Linked DNA regions of Homo sapiens: region 1 is linked to region 2. A link is an interaction called in ENCODE POLR2A ChIA-PET data of the cell type or tissue named here. Cell type or tissue: OCI-LY7. All regions are shown on one strand.

Region 1 (2,500 bases), 170 kb after region 2:
GTGAGTTATCATAAAATCTAGTTGTTTCAAAAGTGTGTAGCACCTCCCTGGCTTCTCTTTCTTCCTCCTGCTCCGGCCACATGAAGTGCTGGCTCCCCATTTGCCTTCTGCCATGATTTTAAGTTTCCTGAGGCCTCCCCAGAAGCCAAGCAGTTGCTACCATGCTTCCTATACAGCCTGCAGAACCATGAGCCAATTCGACCTCTTTCCTTTATAAATTACCCAGTCTCAGGTATTTCTTTATGGCAATGTGAGGATGGAGTAATACATTGATGGTGCTATCTTTTGCTTTAATGACTCTTACTGTTTTCAGTTCTACTCCTCACCCTACCACAGAGCCACCTGATATCTCTAATTCCTGAGATGTTTCAGGGTCCTCTGCTTTCTCTCTTATGTGCTTTCTCCAGTTGCCAAAGGAATTAGTATTCACCCATCTGCTTTCATTTTTCTAAAAATTAATTGATGGCTTCAGTAAAGTTTCAGGTTAAAATCAATGTACAAAAATTTGTAGTATTTCTATACACCAATAATGTTCAAGCTGAGAGCCAAATCAAGAACACAATCTAATTTAAAATAGCCACATACAAAAAATAAAATACCTAAGAATACACCTTACCAAAAAGGTGAAAGGTCTGCAAGGAGAACTACAAAACACTGCTGAAAGAAATCATAGATGACACAAACAAATTAAAAAAAAACAGCCATGCTCGTGGATTGAAAGAATCAATATTGTTAAAATGGCCCATACTGTCCAAAGCAATCTACAGATTCAACGCTATCTTTATTGAACTACCAATGTCATTTTTCACAGAATTGGAAAAAATTATTTTAAAATTCAAACGGAACCAAAAGAGAACCTGAATAGACAGAGCTACGTAAGCAAAAAGACCAAAGCCAGAGGCATCACGTTACCCTACTTCAAACTATACTATAAGGCTACAGTAACCAAAACAGCATGGTACTGGTACAAAAACAGACACATAGACCACATGGAACAGAATAGAGAACCTAGAAAAGAAGCCTCACACTTACAGCCATCTGATCCTTGAATAAGTTGACAAAAATAAGCAATGGGAAAAGGACTTCCTACTCAATAAATGGTGCTGGGACAGCTGGCTAGCCATATGCAGAAGAATAAAACTGGAGCACTACCTTTCACTATATACAAAAATTAACTCAAGATGGGTTAAAGATTTAAATGTAAGACCTCAAACTACAAGAATCCTAGGGAAAAACCCAGGAAATACCATTCTAGGCATTGGTCTTGGGAAATAATTTATGACTAAGTCCTCAAAAGCAATTGCAACAAAAACAACAATTTGACAAGTGGGACCTAATTAAACTAAAGAGCTTCTGCACAGCAAAAGAAGCTATCCACAGAAGAAACAGACAACCTACAGAGTAGAAGAAAATATTTACAAACTTTGCATCTGACAAAGGGCTGATATCCAGAATCTACAAGGAACTTGAACCATTTAACAGGAAAAAAACCAAACAACCTCATTAAAAATGGGCAAAAGACATAACCAGACACTTCTCAAAAGAAGACATACAAGTGGCCAATAAACAGAAAAAAATATTCTACATCACTAATCATCAGAGAAATGCAAATCTAAACCACAATGAGATACTCACACCAGTCAGAATGGCTATTAATAAAAAGTCAAAAAACAACAGATGTTGGTGAGGCTGTGGAAAAAGGGAATGCTTACACATTGTTGGTGGGAATGTAAATTAGCTTAGCCATTGTGGAAAGCAATTTAGAGATTTCTCAAAGAACTTAGAACTACCATTTGACCCAGCAATCCCATTACTGGGTATATATCCAAAGGAAACAAATCATTCTATCAAAAAGACACATTCACTCACATGTTCATCACAGCACTTCTCACAATAGCAAAAACATAAAATCAACCCTACTGTCCATCAACAGTGGACTGGATAAAGAAAATGTGGCACATATACACCGTGGGGTACTACACAGCCATAAAAAGAATGAAATCATGTCCTTTGCAGCAACATGGGTGCAGCTGGAGCCATTATCCTAAGGGAATTAACACAGAAACAGAAAACCAAATACCGCATGTTTTCACTTATAAGTGGGAGCTAAACGTTAGGTATTCATGGGGATAAAGATGAGAACAATAGACAGTGGGGACTACTTGATAGTGCAAGGAGGGAGGGGTCGAAGGCTGAAAAATTAACTGTTGGGTCCTATGCTTACAACTTGGCTAATGAGACAATTCGTATCCCAAACCTCAGCATCATGCAATATACCCATGCAACAAACCTGCACATGTACCCTCAAGCTAAAAATAACAGTTTAAACAGGAGAAAAAAAAATTTAACAGGAAAAAAAAGGAAGAAGATTCAACTTGGAAGAGACAGTAAGTAGAGGAGAGAAATTTTTCTGCCAGGTAAACCTTTCTTCATTTGATGGAAGCCCCACCCTTTTCATTATCCCCCACAGCTCCTTCACCTGCATTCCTAGGTAGAAGAC
Region 2 (2,500 bases):
TCTGTATTTTTATTTGCTAAATCTCACAACCCTCACCTTATCCTTCCTTTGGGCTTAAGCCAGCCTGGTTTGGTTTCCGAGTCTTTCAACCAAAGGGATCTCGGTAGAAGCAGGCAGTTGTGCAACTGGGGCCCAGGCACGTGACTCAACTTGCCCAGGGTCACAAGGCCAGCAACTTATATTGGTGGATTAGAACTCAGGTCTGCGACTTGGTAACCAGTGCTTCCTCTGCGACCTGACCTCTAAGGTGAGAGGCAGGGACATGGCAGAGAGGAGGAGATGGGTCTGAAGCTGATGCAACAGAATTGGGTTTGAACAGAATGTGGAGCGGGGAGGAGAGAAGGGGACTGGGGCTCACAGCTTTGTTGACTGAGAGGTGACATTACTTTTAATATTACTTATTAATTCACTCATGGCATATTTATCAAGCACCTACAAGGTGCAAGGCATGTGCTTATTTCTCTGATATCTGAAACGGGCTGATAGTATCAGTGTTTACCCTTTCCATTTTATAGACTGGGAGAGTGAAGCTCAGAGAAGCCACAGGTCTGGGGGCCTCTGGGGCTGGGGTTACATCCTAGGCCTCCTACCCAGAGCCCCCCACCACTCCCTGCCAGCCCACATGGAGGCCAGTCTGCTCCACGCCTCGCTGCATATTCAAATCCAACCCCCTACCCCCATCTGAGAAAAGCAATGCAAATTGGAATCACCAGTGAGCATTCAGTCTGTGTCCACCTTTGGCAACTTTGTCTGTCCTAACACATGTGATGTTTAATCCTGTGACCCTGTGCCCTGCATCCTGGCCACAGCTCTCCTGGCAGGACCCCAGCCACATCTTTCTACCTTGTGGGATAAAGGATGCTCAGGGTAGGGGGTGCAGGTAACAGGAGCTCAGGGCTTCAGCAGAGCCGGAAGTTGGATCCAGGCCTCTGGTGCCATGGTGACGGTTGCTATAGAAATGCACCAGCTGCACTCAGCACGCCTACCAGGATCTGTGGGGGTTTTTCATAGACTGGAGCCAACAGAGAAGGGGAACTCTGTAGTGGTGAGAGCCCTGGAGTGAGAGCCAAGCTTCATCTTGGGGCTGCCCTTCCCTGTGTCTCCATCTCCATCCCCTGCCATCCCCCTCCTGTCCCCCTCCTTAGTCTGTGCAGTCTCCAGCAATGGTAGCTTGGCTGCTGTGCTCTCAGCCTGCAATGCCCTTTCTGGCTTCTTCACTTGGCTAGTTCCCAGGTACCCTCCAAGCCTCATCTTAATGCTGTATTTCCTCCAGCAAATACCAAGTGTCTACTAAGCACAGGACACCATTCTGGCCACCAGGGACACAGCAGTGGCCAAGAATGACAAGGTCCCTGCTCTCATGGGGCTGCCAGTCTAGGTGGGAGTGACACAGGCATCAAGGGAGCGCCCAAGTAAATGAATGAGAACACATTCAGGTGATGCCGGGGAGAAACAAAGGAGGGCAATAGACAGGCAGTAATGGGGTTGTGGAGACTCGGTGGTCAGGGAAGCTGGGTCCAAGGAGTGGCATTGTCCTCCCTGAGCCCTCCAGCCCTCCTCCCCTCCATTTTCTGGTTCCACTGCATGGATTTTGTCCTTGAATCACAGCACTGATGACCCTAAAATGTCACTGCTTGTCTCCCAAACTTGTCTTCCAAACAGCTGCTTCCTCTTTGAAGGCAGGAGTGCAGCCTGATTTATCTCTGTGTCCCCTATGTCTGGCAATAACAGGGACTTGGTAAGGCACACATTCATAGAGTGCGTTCCATGGGCCAGGCAATGTCACAGACAGCTCTCATTTCCCCTGTATGTTGATTCCAAGACATAACTATGATTTGATCATCACTTTAGAGATTGAGGAAGCAAAGCTCATCTAGGGTTAGTGACCTGCTCCAGGTCCCGCAGCCAGTGCGTGGGAGGTTTGAGATTCAAACCCTACTCTACACTCTCTGTGCCCCTTGTATGTAATGCGGTCACAGCTTTATTAAGATATCATTCACATACCATACAATTCACCCTTTTAAGGTGTACATGCAAATGCTTTTCAGTCTATTCACAGAGTTGTGCAAACATCAGAACCATCCATTTTAGAACACTTGCATCAGAAAAAACAGGCTCATTTCTCTAGCGTGGGGGCCCACCGACCTCGGCTTTGTAGGAGGACTCGAAGTTCAGAAGTTGGCTGCAGTTGTAAATTTAGAGCTGAAGATTTCTGTGTGGGTTGCCTGACTTTTTCTTGACATATCAATAACTAGCTTTTTGCTTATTGGCACTTTAAATGTGTATGCTCGGCATCTCTGAATTAAAACCCCAATTCTCCACGGAAAATCTCTAAACAACCTACAGGCAAATAATTCAAATTCCAGGAGAGCCTTTGGAGGGCTTTCCTAGCTGGAACACGGGGTGTGCTGACCATGTGGCCACTCAGAATGTCTGGAATTCCCCAGACCCTGTGTTTGTAAAGCTCAAGGCTTTCTGGAAGCCTGACTCTGTGGCATGT

What was found. ChIA-PET counts read pairs that join two places held together with the same protein. Peaks named below come from ENCODE experiments on the same cell type or tissue, not always from the same donor. Only the 100,000 strongest peaks of a DNase experiment are listed, where the experiment ranks them.
Region 1: POLR2A ChIA-PET joins it to region 2 with 5 read pairs; 4 of 35 experiments call an interaction of 5 or more read pairs at or near these places.

What each region holds. Positions count from the first base shown.
Region 1 is chr5:173,811,757-173,814,256 of GRCh38, forward strand. No RefSeq gene overlaps it. Among named protein-coding and RNA genes, the nearest start is that of LINC01485, 22 kb to the left of the region's middle. In OCI-LY7, no CTCF peak of the experiment used is centred here; no DNase peak of the experiment used is centred here.
Region 2 is chr5:173,643,150-173,645,649 of GRCh38, forward strand. The region is part of intron 2 of LINC01863 (long intergenic non-protein coding RNA 1863); the gene reads left to right. Among named protein-coding and RNA genes, the nearest start is that of LINC01863, 2.0 kb to the left of the region's middle. In OCI-LY7, no CTCF peak of the experiment used is centred here; a DNase peak (open chromatin) is centred at 952; H3K4me3 peaks cover 1,207 bases; H3K27ac peaks cover 1,128 bases.